2 separate regions of the Homo sapiens genome follow, and region 2 is linked to region 1. A link is a contact called in ENCODE Hi-C or POLR2A ChIA-PET data. All regions are on one chromosome and are shown on one strand. Each heading gives the region's core, a stretch centred on a gene start or an enhancer-like site at or near the end of the contact. The rest is flanking DNA. Distances are from core to core; before and after follow the strand shown.

Region 1 (7,432 bases), core at 1,350-3,849:
GATAGAAGGAACAGCACGCGCCAGATATGACAGCACAGTGAGTAGCTGAGAACTACAAAGATGAATAGGAAGTGCACGCAGGGGATCGTGGGGAAGGAGTCACAAGAGGCATCCAGGTCAATCCACATACCTCAAAGTTGCCCAGCCTTAGAAACAGAGGCAGGGAGAGAGAAGAAAATACATAAACCACTGTGACACAGCTCCATACTAAAGAAATCTCAGCCATTATACAAGGGAAAAATAAATGTGTTGCAGCTAAATGGGGAAAAAAGAAATCATGGCCCTATAATGGCAGTGGTATCAACAAAGCTCTGCCTTTTTTTTTTTTTTTTTTTTTCCTTTTTTTAAGCTCAGTTCAAATTTCTGTTCATTCACAACTGCAGGTTCAAAGATTCACAAAAAGCAGCACTGGAAAAAGTTTGTAATTGTGTAGCGTAAACTCAAACCCAGACACAGCAAGGATCTGTTGGGGGCCCCAGCCAACAGGGCCAGGCCAGACTCCCACCATGACTTCCCTGAGGTGCAGCAAACAACAGCTGGTGCCCCATCAATTTACACCAGCCTCTGGAGTTTCTTAATCCCAATCCCAAATTACAAGAACTTACAGGTAGAAGGGGTCTTGGAAGTAGCCCAGATCATTCTTCTTCCCCAAGGAGGACTCACTGCCAATGTGCCTGTCTCTGCTTGTAGACTTGAGCACCAGGGCCTTATCACCCTGAGAAAATCTCTCTATGCCCCACTCGCACCTCTGACTCAACCTTCCTAAAATGCTATTTTCATTCTGTAGCACCCTCTCTGCCTTCACAGAAGTAAGTAATCTTTTAGAACAGTTCTTTTGGGATACCAGTGCCTTTACTTTAGGGAGTTCTAGGGCATGGCACTCAAATAGTAACCTACCATGACTCGAGAAAGGGAGAGAAAAGCATAAACATAAAATGTGATCACAGTTTTGGGAACACATTTAACCCACCTTAGTTTTCCTAGAGCTTCCAACCTCCAGAGCTTAAAGATGGAGCCCTGTACTCTGGGACCCATATTCCTAAATGCTGCATCCACAGACACACATGGCCAGCACATGATTAAGCCCACTACATTTCTTCTGTAAAAAATTAAACGTACTTATTTTACAACAACGATAGACAAGCCACTTGGATGAATAGTTATTAAAGGAAAGGATGATTGCAGAGTCCTCATTAAGATTAGAGACAACCTTCTAGTATTTAAGAATCATTTGATGACCCCAACAGACTAATGTAAGGATAAAAATTAGAGTACTAACGTAATTCAGAGACAGAGACAAAAAGACCTAGAATTGAGTTGTAAATGTGGCACTTACTGGCTGTGTTACCTTGGACAAGTTACTTAACTACCAAGCTTTATTTTCCTCATCTGTAAAATGAGAATACATAAAATTAAAGATGTGTAGTTAAAGGTTTAACACAGTGGTAGGCAATAAGAAAATAATAAAGTAAGCTCCTATTCTTCTTGCCTGTTATGAATTACATGATAGCCTTTCAGCACTAACCTTCTATCACATTCAGCTACCACATCTCTCAGGACATCCTCATCACTGTGTCGATCCCTAATTCTAAATAAAAGGTGATGGTGAGGAAAATATACATTCCAACAGATAAGGTACTCTATTAAACATACCATTTATCATTGGTGAGCTCTCAGAAGCCATCCACCATGCCCCCACTACCCCTCTGGTGCCTCCAAAGAGTGTTCAGGGTCCCTCATTATCTATAAAGCCTTACTGAGCACTCTTTTCTTCCATACCACACCTTCCATCCAGTCCCTGCATACCTCACATGCATGCACCATGCTCAGTCCAGTCCTCAAGTCTTTGCTCATGTTCATGCCCTCCACCCTTGCTGATTTTAATAGGATTATCACTGATAATCTAACCCACACTATCAGCAGTAAGTCAAATACTATCTTCTATTTTTCTTTTATTTTTGTGCTTGCCTTCTCTCCCCAACTTGTTTTTAATCTAGTCTACTGCATTGCAGATGTCTCCTGTAGCACCCTCCACACCACTACTGCTCATGCCACAGCACCTGGCACAGTACTGAGCCCCCAATGAATGCTAGAGAAATAACTGTTTGACATGAACATCAGAGACAGAGAAATTCATCAGCTGCTTTGCTGCACCATAGTTTGATGGCAAGGGATCCACAGTTATAGCTATAAGTACAAAAATCAACTCATCAAAACAAAAATGTCTAAAAATCACTCTAGCCCCAGAAGGTTAAACTGGTAGCTCATTAAAGGCAGCATGAATTCTGCTAAGTGTTAAGCAATCCAGCCTGAAGCAATTTGCTTAATCTGCCAGAGAGGTAATAGGGACCAGAGCTGGGGAATTCAACATCATATAACTAGACAACCTCAAAGTGAAGGGGAGGACAAAGAGCTACTTAACACTATACTTAGGATCCCACATGATGGTTGGTACCTCTGGAAAGAGGAACTCATGGACATGTTATTTCAATTCTCTTTTGGTGTTTAACACAGGCTTGTGGTTTCCTGCAAAAATGGTTTCTGCTGCTTTGCAAAGATCTATATGGAGAAGAAAACTCCCAATGGCCATTCCACAGGTGAGAATTTTGCCACCAGCTGTATCCTGTTATCCAAAGGAAACGGGAACCATAAGCTGCCAGGAGGTCCAGACACAGGAGAGGAAGGCCATAATTCAGTGAGTGCTGACATTCCTATCCCTACGGTAATAAGAATAAACTTTAAATTTAGAAAAATTCTTACACAGCTGGGTTTTATGTAAATTAACTTCAGGAGGGGTTAAAATAGATATCCGGCAAAGAGACTGCCAAATTCAAGCCTTTACACTTCCTTCATCCTCCCCAGCCTCTATCAACCAAAAAGCAGGCTGTCCAATGGGCTAAACCAATTATAAACCACCTGGAAAGACTAAATATAGGCAGGTAGGCTCTCACACAAATGAGGACATTACTGAGCTGGATGACCTTACCTGGACAAATGCGAGACCTGTTAGGAATGATTTCCAAGGCAGGCACGGCCCACCTTCTCACACACGTTATGTGACTATCGAACGAGTCACACAAGTGTCAGAGGGGATCAGAGACGTTAAAAATGTCAGTTACCTTGTTAATTATTAGACTGGTTCTTGTCTTGAGAATAAATATTGTCTTCAATGTTATAATTTCACAATACTAAGCCTTTAACATCTTGAGAACAATGACACTGGAAACACAAGGTGGTAGGTTTTTGTTAAACCACCTATCAAAATTGGAAGGAAAAGTTTTAAACAATGAAGACTTCAAATTAAAAACTTGTATATGTCATAATTAAGTGAAAATTCTACAGATATGAGGAAAACTTCAATATTCTAAGCAGTCCCCTATTAAAGATTTTGTTAATGTTAATCGCTTCAATGAAAAATTTTATTTCTAATGGGGAATTTCTAATCATAAAACATTCCTGACATGAGTAATCCCTTAGACAGTCATTCTTGCTCTTATACACCAAGCAAGGATATTTCTGAAAATACTAATGCATTTATTTTATGTGGCAAAGAACTAGGTTAGCCAACTAAAAGCACATGAAAATTAATTATCAACACTGATGCCAGGTCAATACAGAACTTGTGACAACATGAATGGCATTTTTAGCAGAGAATCTGACTATTTAAAGACAGCATTTGGGGAGTGGGGCAGAGGGAAAGAAAGGAATCAGGAATATATGTTTTAAACTACGAAAATAATGGGCTTATGAGCTTTTACCTCTTGGAGGAAGAGCTGAGAACATGTTAGCTTGTGTTTTTTAACCACTGCTACTCCTGCTGATGGAGAGTCAGCCACATGTTTGATACAGAAACCCATGTTTACAGTTGGGAACACTTTTTTCATCCTATGTAAGTCACCTAGAGAAAGAACTGATATCACAGAGACTTTAAACTTTCAAACTAGTAGTTGAGTGGGCTGTATTTCTTAAGGATTCTGCTGTTCAAGTAAGAAGTGAGGATTTTATTTCCTCATTGCTTCCCATTATCATTTTTTTCTTGTTGCTTATCCCAAGTCAGGTATGCCTGTTTACTGGATTAGTGTCAGTGAAAGATGAAGTTTACAGAACATCTCCTGTGCACTAAATTGCTGCACAGATGGCATCTCATTTGACCTACCACAGGCCTCTCAGGCGAGTGGTTATTAACTCTGTTTTCTACAGAGGAGGGAGGCCCCTGGCTAGCAAGAGGTTGGGCTTCACCTCCCTCCCCTCTCATGACCCTCTTACTATGACCAAAGCAGTCCATCATTCTTCAGTTGACATGGGATGTTTAGTTGATTCTGAGCTTTGGCTGTCTCTGGGTTTTTGAAGCAACCTGAGTTCTTTGGTTTTTCAGATCAGTCTGAATTCTGGCCATCTTCTAACGATGACTAATCTAGCACTGAACCAACTGCGTGTTGCAGTGGGGGCCTCCTGTGGGGCCTATTTAACTTATGTGGAGAATCAGAAAGCCAAGGTCTCAGCATTCTCTGGAGGGTTTATTTGGACTTTTTATAGTTCATTCTATCTATAATCTCGGTCCAGAGTATGCACTCAAATATTTGCTGAATTGAATTATTTCCCTTTCAAATACTTTTTGTTTGCGTGGTTTACATCTTCTCTTACTTGTGCCTTCCACATCAAATTGCTCTCCTGACAACCTGGGTCTGTAAGCCTACATCCCTACTCTTTACTCCCACCCCCACACCCGCGCCCAGTTAACAAAACCTGCAAAGCAGTAGCTTTACTTTTAGGACCCCGTACCTTGAAATCTTCAGTCTTTTTTCCCTAAATTAATTTACTTTTTGACTGTAACAGTTTTCAGGGAAAGTAGCCAGTTGTGCTCCTTATGTGCTTATTATGACCAAATTATTAGCACGTGGGTCATTCTGTTACAACAGTGATTTTATGAAACACCTATGTGTATTTTTTGAATTTTTGAAGTGTAGTAATTTTAAAGGAAAGGGTACTATTTAGCAGATGTCTAGCTGTTTCTCTAGCTATATTCTTGTGTATATGTCACATATATTAAATATTTAAAGTGTCACATACATAGTAATATGGCCTGTTTCCACATTTACTAGAAACAACAGTTTATCATTATGCATTTCTGTTATATAAGTGCTATTTATCTTTTCATACACAGCTACAAATGCTAAAATGTTTTAAAGCACCAGGTCTGTATTTTTCATGACAACCTTATTTTTTATTATCTTAGTTCAAGTGGGGAAATTAATTTTATTCCTCCCCTATATGAGAAGTTCTTAATATGTAAATCCTCTAAGAGTTTCCTACTAAGAGGAGTTCAAAGCTAGGTGTGGTGGTGCACACCTATAGTCTCAACTACCTGGGAGGCTAAGGGGAGAGGATTGCTTGAGCATCTCCTCCCTTGAGAAGTTTGAGGCCAGCCTGGGCAACGTAGCAAGATCCTTTGTCTACATTTTTTAAAATGTCAAAAAGAGTTCAGAAAAGTTGAAATTCAGGGAATGAACACTGAAGCTTCTCTTAAATGTTTTATTTCTAAATCCAGAACGAGTGTTATATTACCCCAATTTAGACTGGCAATAACTTGTTGAAAATTTGTTGAGTTGTTGTCTTTGTTTTTTTTTTTTTTTAAGAGATGGGTCTTACTATATTGACCAGGCTAGACTCCAACTCCTGGGCTCAAGTGATCCTCCTGCCTCAGCCTCCCGAGTACTTGGGACTACAGGTGGGCACCACTGCACCAGCTTCCTGCTTTGTTTTTTGTTTTTTTTTTAACCTAGTATATGACTTTAAACTCAGATCTAATCTAACCAATTCTTCACCATAGCATTGTTAAACAATTACAAGTTGAAATTTCAAATAATTGTAACAGCATAAAAAACCATGAAATACTTAAGGACAAATTTAATGAAATGTGTAAGGCCTGTATACTGAAGACCGAAAAACTTGCTTAAAAAAATACAAAACTAAAGATCTTTTAAAATAGAGAGATACATGGTAAATATATTAGCTTAATATCATTAAATGTCAACTTTCCCCCAAACTGATCTACAAATTTAATGCATTTCTAATAAAAACACCAGTAGTCTTTCATAAGGCAAGCTGATTCAAAAACACATGGAAATGCAAATGACTTAAAATATTCAAATCAGTTTGAAAAAATAAACAGAGCTAGTATAAGTTCAAAGACTTATATTACCTATTATGCGATCCCATTCTTATGCAATTCTAGAAAAGGCAAAAGTAGTGACACAATGTAAACCAGTGCTTGCCTGGACCCAGGGATGGGGGGAGGCGATTACAAAAGGACAAGAAACCTGGGAGTGATAGGAATGTTCTATTTGCTGATTGTGGTGGTGGTTACGTACGCAGTTATCAGAACCAACTGACCTAAGCACTTAAAATGGGTGAATTTTATTGTGTTTAAATTATACCCTAAATAAAGCAGTTTTTTGTTTGTTTGTTTGTTTGTTTTTTGAGACGGAGTCTCACTCTGTCGCCCAGGCTGGAGTGTAGTGGCACCATCTCAGCTCACTGCAAGCTCCGCCTCTTGGGTTCATGCCATTCTCCTGCCTCAGCCTCCGGAGTAGCTGGGACTACAGGCACCTGCCACCACACCCGGCTAATTTTTTGTATTTTTAGTAGAGACAGGGTTTCACCATGTTAGCCAGGATGGTCTCGATCTCCTGACCTTGTGATCTGCCTGCCTCGGCCTCCCAAAGTGCTGGGATTACAGACGTGAGCCACCGCGCCCAGCCAATAAGGCAGATTTTTAAACTTTTAAAAAATATCTTCAAACAATTCAACAGTTCTTTATAATGCTGTAATGCTTTGTGTCATTGTGTTGAACACCAATTGTCACTATTCCATGGCTGAGCCTGGTAGAAAATCTCAGCTTCCTCCACAATGAGGGCAGTAACAGGCTGGCAACAAGAGGCCAGCATGAAGTCACAAGGGACGTGGAAAGTACATAAAACTAGGTAACTAAGATAGTGCCAGATGTTTGTTTAAAAGCGCTACAAAGTGAATAGATAATAAGGATAAGAATGACTAAAATTACACTGAAACTTAACCAACTGCAGTCATGATGTTATAGCTCAGAGAAAGCATAAAATTGAATGTTCCTGAGATACTGCATCTCTGTTTCTCCCCACATCTCCAAAGTAACATAAAATCACTGAACTCTCTTCACTGTCAATGCTTAAAGCACTGAGCCTTTGTCTAACTGCATGTCTGTCAGATGCATGCTGGCTACTTCAAACAAAAGAAAGTGATTAGGGCATACTGACTTTATTATAAAGTTACAAAATGAAAGGCAAGGAGGGATAAGAAAAGCTATTTTGGAAAGGGAAAAGCTACTTTAAAAAGACCGATCGTGAGCCTCTAAACTAGTTAAGAATTTGAAAGAACCTTGTACAAACCACGTAAT
Region 2 (7,432 bases), core at 3,559-6,058, 80 kb before region 1:
GGAGTAATAAACCATGACGCAGACATCTGCGCTTAGGCTCCAATGCAGTTATATTTAGTTCACAGTAGACCAACACCAACATCAAATAGATCCTCATCTAAGAAACAATCCCAGATAATCTTTACTCACTCACTAATGTACTTTTTCTTTTCCAACCTTCTCACCCCCCAGATGACTTAGAGCATCTAAGTGATTATAAGTTATAAGTGATTAAATAAAGCAGGGGTCCCCAACTCCCATGCCACAAACCAGTACCAGTCTATGGCGTGTTAGGCCACACAGTAGGAAGTAAGTGCAGGCTAGAGAGTGAAGCTTCATCTGTATTTACAGCTGCTCCCCACTGCTTGCATTACCACCTGAATTCCGCCTCCTGTCGGATCAACGGTGGCACTAGATTCTCACAGGAGCGTGAACCCTATCGTGAACTGCGTATGTGAGGGATCTAGGCTCCTTATGTGAATCTAATGTTTGATGATCTGTCACTGTCTCCCATCACCCCCTGATGGGACTGTTTAGCTGCAGGAAAACAAGCTCAGGGCTCCCACTAACTCTACATTATGGTGAGTTGTATAATTATTTCATTATATATTACAGTGCAGTAATAACAGAAATAAAGTGCATGATAAATGTAATGCGCTTGAATCATCCCCTCAACCATCACATCCCCTCCTCCCACAGGTCCATGAAAAAACTGTCTTCCACAAAACCAGTCCCTGGTGCCAAAAAAAATTGGGGACCACTGAAATAGAGATTTCTATTTAAATATTATTTAAATTTGTATTTATACACAAACTAGGTTGATCTATGTCAGAACTTGTGTTGTCTCTGTCTATTCCATGACAGTTATTGGCTTACTAGCTACTTAACTGTCTTCTGTTTAACCAGTGCTTCACGCCACTTAGTGAGGCTGAGAAACACAGGCCCCTGAAAATTATTTTCAAAGCGAGAACATTACCACTGTTGACCAAGATCAACAACAGTGGTAATGAGAACAGGAAAAAAGAGAATTGCTTACAAAATAAGCTGAAACTTGGAAAGAATGATATAACTGAATAAAGTAATTTCAAACCGATGACAGAAAAAAAAGTCAAATTTCCAAGAAATGAGGGGGAGGGGACGGCAAAGGGAGGGAGGAGGAGGAGGGAGGGGAAAGGGAAGGGAGGAGTACACACTCATCTTTAAAATGTCAAAAAGTTTCTTTAGCTTTCTCGTGGGGCAAAAACACAAAACAAAATCAAACAGAAACCCTGTAGGATTACCAATTTAAATAACAGAATCAGGAGAGAAAGGAATGCACATCCATTTCTTCCAGTTTTATTTCTGAAGATCATGAGAAACTTAAACATGATAGAAAGATTAAGAACTAAATATGAACCCAAAACTCCAGTGTAATGGTGAACGTTAAAATCAGCTGATTAACAAGCTTCCAACTTAATGGAGAAGCGATGTGTTCCATACTTACAGAAACTGGTAACTTTAATCACAAAGAAGTCATCACTCTGTAAACTAGCTTTTCCAGTTCAGGAAAAAAGACACATTTTTGCTCATTTGTCTAGGCAGGACCCCCATCTTCAGGCACGAAGTTCACTTAACTATGTGTGAGGTTATCATCACTAAAATTCAAGAAAAGAACCCATACTCAACAAGTCCAATAAGCTTCTAATGACCTTGCGTATTTTTATATAGCCCACTGACCTGATTCGGCACTTTTCATAAGTTATAATTAAAGTTGATTAATCCTATTTAAAAACAGTTACATTAATAAAATAGGTCCTCATAAAGAGATAATGTCTTTTGGACAAACTAGATGTGACTTTTCTCATGTTTCTCCTGTAATTTGCTGCTTTTGCAGAAACATATAACATTGATTTACTCTCCCTCATAATAGCACTGCACAATAAACAGGTAAGGTGGGTCAGAGAACTTCTCAAATTACTTACAAGCGATCAGATTTTTTTTAACTTTTCAATTCATCACTGAAGCAAAGATTCTAAAAATGAACTACTGGAAAAATGAAATTTAATGTGCACAGATTCTGGGGAGAAAAACTACTGGCAGAAGAGATAAGAGGCATAGCATAGATAGGAATACGGCATGTGGTATAAGCTATAGACCCATTGGACAAGGTTTCATTTTCTCCCAAAGGTAAACTTCATATAGGCCTGAGCAAAGCTGAAAACCAACTGAACAATAGCAAGAGTATTTTAAAAGTTCAGTCCCACCCAGTCTTTATTATTGTTGTTATTGCTATTAAAATCAAAAGTATCCAAATATCAGCTTTAACAGTCATGTTCTAAAGAGGTTCTGTCGTGTGGGCATGGGGGCTCATGCCTGTAATCCAGCATTTTAGGAGGCTGAGGCAGGCAAATCACTTGAGTCCAGGAGTTTGAGATCAGCCTGGGCAACATACAAGACCTCATCTCTACACAAAATTTTCAAAAGTTAGCCAGGTGCGTTAGTTAGTGGTGGTGCGTGCCTGTAGTCTCAGCTACTGCGGAAGTTGAGGTAGGATGTCGAGGCTACAGTGAGCCATGACTGGGCCACTGCACTCCAACCTGGGCAACAGAATGAGACCTTATCTCAAAACAAACAACAAAACACAAAAAAAACCACACCTAACAAAAACGACAACAAAAGAAGCTCTATAATTTGTTGAAATGATTTCCCTGAATCAAATGTGAAATATCAGGAACAAATCACAGTACATAATAAATATAAAACGATTGTAAAAAGCTGTATTCAGTTTTTCAGAGCATTTTCATCATAAATATCTTATTTAATCTTCCAAGTAACAAGGCCAAGGTTCTGCAGATAGATAGCGTTTAGGCAAATCAACCAAGGCTTCACAGAGCTAAGGGCTGAAATGAGGGCTAAAAAATAAATTTTAAAATTAATTCCAAGCAATCTGTTTATTCTAAATCAATTTAGTGTAGTAATTTATGTGGATTAATGAGCAGAAAGAAAAGATAAAAGCAAAATGTTTCTTTAGATCACATTTTAAAATGGCACTAAGAGGTATTCGACTGAACACTCACACCTTAAACAACAAAACCACTTCAAATGCACATATTCTCTAAAAGGAAGTGTATACACAAAAATCCCAGAAGACGTTTACAGCAAAATTGTGTAGAGAATTTTTATTTACTCTGTATGTATTCTAAAACGCAAATCCAAATCTTCACTTAAGGAAAATAAAACAGGTGCTTATGGTAGAAAATGTCTTCGACTGGAAATGGCGGCTTCTTCTGAAGAGCTTTCTGAGGAGGTGACCTAACAACTGACCTGAGTGGTATGAAAGAGCCAGCATGCAGAGTTAGGGAACAAGAACATCAGGCAATGTGTACAGCAAGTACAAAGATCCTGAGGTGGCAATGAGCTGGCCAGGGAGGTTACAGCCAGTGTAGCTGTGCAGACAGAGCTATGGGAATGAGAAAAATGTTATGAAATGAAGTCTCAAGAGTTGCACCAGGTTCAGATTTCACAGAGCTTTGTGAGTCCTGGTAGGAACTAGGATTTTATTCTTGGAGGGGTGAGAAAACACTAGGGGGAGGAAGGCAAAAATGACAAAACAAAAGAAGGATGCTAACAATATTTACTACAGTCATGTGCCACTTAGCCATGTTTCAGTCTATGATAGACCATATATGGAATGATGGTCCAGTAAGATTATAATGCAGCTGGAAAATTCCTATCACTCAATGATGTTACGGCTGTCATAATGTTGTAATGCACTGCATATCTGCAGTGATACTGGTGAAAGCAAACCTACTGTGCTGCCAGTCATATAAAAGTATAGCACATAAAATTATGTACGGTACATATTTGATAGCGATAATAAAATGACTATGTTGTTGGTTTATTATTTACTTTTAATCCTCACAAAAACTCTGAGGCAGGTATCAGTGTATTTCCATGTTGCATGTGTGGAAACTGAGACTTAATGAATAATTTCCCCAAGAATTCACAGCTGTAAGTGAAACGGCCACAATCTGTACTCAGAGCTAACTCTAAAACTTATGTGCCTCCTTCCACTACCCACAACGAAACCTACCTCTAAAAAAGTTTCAAACCACATTCAAATTATACTAACTGGATGTCTGATGTAATATTTATCAGAAGCTAATAAAGTATATTAGGGTTTTTGTTATAAGTTTTATAAAATCCATAGCAAGTTTTTCAAATGCAAAATAACACAAATTAGAAGCCATTTCTCAGAGATAAGGTTACAGCATCCAAACCAAGTGTCCACAGTTTATGTATATGATACAACAAAATTCAATAAGCCCAGGATGAGTTTCAACTAATTTTCTAGCATTCTACCTGCCATGCAATAATCAACAACCAATCAGTCTCTGCCTTCTTACCTTGCCTAGCATGCGCAAGAAAACAATGGGGTTTTATGCTAACATACATAGAAAACCCAGTCAAATTAACTTAACTGCAGAGAAGAACACTTTTCTGATCCTAACAACACAAGTCCTTCAGGGAAGTTCAATGATGCTTCAGGTTGAGTTACAGCAAAAAGCCAGAGAAAATGTCAGAGAATAAACAATGAAGATTAACAAAGCATTGGTCTGGAAGCTGATACTCACACATGGCTGCCCAAGCACCCCGAATATCGCAAGCCCATCCTCTTTTAGTTTTGGCTTCATACTACAGCTTTAAAAATAGAGGAAAGCAGCCTGGTTACCCCTCCTAAAGGCGTGTTTCGCTCCAAGTTTACTTCTGACAAGGAACTGCAGCATCTAGTTCCTTTTCTGAGGGCTATTGCAATATCTTCTCAAAACCACATCACCATAATAGTGTCCAACCTTAATGAGTTCTACAAACCCAACCACAACTCTACTCAAATGGAGCTGGAGAAGCTAAATGCCAGAAAGGGGTAGGGGGTGGGGGGTAGCTAATCCACCTCAAAATGATGTATTTTAGCTATCCGTAGGGAACTCGCTGCTAGGCTAGTTATGGTCAGATATGCAATCCTGCATACCCAGGGCCACAAGATATTTTAGCACTGAAACTTAGTTTTCCTCTTTTCCTTCCTTTTTTTGGGGGGGAGGGAACATAGAACTGCCACTCTCGCCTTAATAATTAGCATAAGGAGAGTGCAAAGAAAAAGAAGGCACATCCTTGAAGCAACTACTGTCTATGAGTAATTTGCTCTAAATTTTGTGCTTTTAAACAAAAAAAGTTTTATAAGGTAATTGTTAGAGCATAAGCTGGAAAGTCAGACAGAGTTGGTTTGATTCCTTACTCTCACCTTACCATCTTTGTGATCTTGGACTACTTAAATTTCTCTGCGCTTCAATTTCCTCATCTGTAAAGTGAAAATACTAAATCTGTCATGAGGATTAAATGAATGTGAATTCAAAATGTTAGCTGTCTGGACACCCGAAACGATTGATATATTGTGACTGTGTGGTATGCTAGAGGGCTGGTATAATTCTAATGAACCAAAAAAGAAGGCAACTTCTGAGTATTAGACTTAAAAAAAAAAGAAAAAAAAGTAAGGGAAGCCTGCTTGTGGGGTAAGTGTCAAGCAACTACCCCTACAACACCTACCACAATTTACCCTCCAAAATTCTGTAAGGAAAATGGGGCTTGGTTTCCCCACTAGGTTAAGAGATAGTTACAATTGTGGGGTGAGGCTGACTAGGAAACAGTAAGTCAGAAACTGAATGGTGGTTAAAAGAGATATCATATTCATACGCACCTGAAATATTTCCAATGAATTGTCCTTCCTAGCTCTCCAAATAAAGAGATATCTAAGCTCCTAAGAACTTTATAAACATGTTCTTGTTTAATCCTAACAGATCTATGAGGTACATATTATTTTTCCCTATTTTGTAGATGAAGAAACTGAGGCCTATAAGAGATGTTAAACAATAGGGACACACCAAGTTCAGCTTTGCCATTTTTAAGGCCAAAGAGATGGATGCCTGCTGAACAAGGATTAAGTGATTACAGGGCTACCATCACTATCAGTGAGGCAGCACCACCAATACAAGAAATACTATTAAAATAAAGAGTACTATGTAAGCATTCTCTACATAATCTAAACCAGCGGTCCCCAGCATTTTTCGCACCAAGGACCAGTTTCACGGAAGGCAATTTTTCCACAGATGAGGGGGCGGGGTATGGAATGGTTCTGGGATGAAACTGTTCCACCTCAGATCATCAGGCATTAGATTCTCATAAGAAGCATGCAACCTAGATCCCTCACATATGCAGTTCACGATACGGTTTCCACTCCTATGAGAATCTAATGTCACCACTGACTGGACAGTAGGCAAGCTCAGGTGGTAATGCTCGCTCGCCCGCCTGACACTCACCTCTTGCTGTGCAACCTGGGTCCTAACAGTCCATGGACCAGTACCAGTCTGTAGCCTAGGCGGTGGGGACCCCTGATTTAAAGTACAAATCTCCTTATGTGCTTTTTATGCAGAAATTCTATTGGCCAGTTAAAGCATAAAATATGTACTATAAGAATAAAATGGTACAATAATCAGTGACTATAGAAACTGTTAATGTCATATGCAAAAACAACTAAAGAGTTTTCAAATGGATAAATAGTTTGACAGTTAAAATGAATATTAAGAGATAGTGCACCGGCTAGATAACCTTAGGAAGAACATTTTATCTTTATTAAGCCAACAAATATTTATTAAAATTTAAATGGTATAAGAATTACAGATGTTAGGCCAGGCACGGTGGCTCATGCCTGTAATCCCAGCACTTTGGGAGGCCGAGGCAGGCGGATCACCTGAGGTCAGGAGTTCAAGACCAGCCTGGTTAATATGGTGAAACCCTGTTTCTACTAAAACTACAAAAAATTGGCTGGGCATGGTGGCGAGTGCCCGTAATCCCAGCTACTCAGGAGGCCAAGGCAGGAGAATTGTTTGCATCTGGGAGGTGGAGGTTGCAGTGAGCTGAGATCGCGCCATTGCACTCCAAATTGGGCAAAAAGAGCGAAACTCCGTCTCCAAAAAAAAAAAAAAAAAAGAATTACAGATGTTAGATTATATTAAAACTCTAGATTTAACTTTTTATTAACTAGTGTTCAGAACACTAAACATTAAATAAAACAATTTTTTAAATTGTAGATATTCCATTTAGGCCATGTGTCTTTCTAGGGTAAGTTCAATTTGAAAATCATTCACATAAGAATAAAATTAAGAGCAGAATGTCAACATTGCCATCTCCAAATTTTGTAAGAAAAAATGGCCAAAATCATGTATAAAAACTATGATAAATCCATCCTGGCTAACACGGTGAAAAAACATACAAAAAAATTAGCCGGGCATGGTGGCACACGCCTGTAGTTCCAGCCACTCAGGAGGCTGAGGCAAAAGAATCACTTGAACCCGGGAGGCGGAGGTTGCAGTGAGCTGAGATCGCACCACTGCACTTCAGCCTGGGTGACAGAACGAGACTC

Evidence for each region. A loop is a pair of places that touch in the nucleus more often than their neighbours do. ChIA-PET counts read pairs that join two places held with the same protein, here RNA polymerase II (POLR2A). Pooled maps may share reads with other maps.
Region 2: a pooled map shows a loop between it and region 1 (2.1-fold over the local background). The contact joins two enhancer-like sites. A Hi-C loop is called at or near these places in 3 of 168 maps with a recorded cell type or tissue (Caco-2, OCI-LY7 and heart right ventricle) and 10 of 50 pooled maps. POLR2A ChIA-PET finds 5 or more read pairs at or near these places in 1 of 52 experiments (T-cell).

Annotation. Positions count from the first base shown.
Region 1 is chr15:85,470,543-85,477,974 of GRCh38, reverse strand. The region is part of intron 1 of AKAP13 (A-kinase anchoring protein 13); the gene reads right to left. Among named protein-coding and RNA genes, the nearest start is that of AKAP13, 94 kb to the right of the region's middle. RefSeq lists a silencer at 2,256-2,315. Within about 2 kb of position 2,599, at least 3 of the 41 ENCODE cell types and tissues checked have a DNase peak (open chromatin) inside an H3K27ac peak, as active enhancers do.
Region 2 is chr15:85,552,652-85,560,083 of GRCh38, reverse strand. The region is part of intron 5 of AKAP13 (A-kinase anchoring protein 13); the gene reads right to left. Among named protein-coding and RNA genes, the nearest start is that of AKAP13, 180 kb to the right of the region's middle. Within about 2 kb of position 4,808, at least 4 of the 41 ENCODE cell types and tissues checked have a DNase peak (open chromatin) inside an H3K27ac peak, as active enhancers do.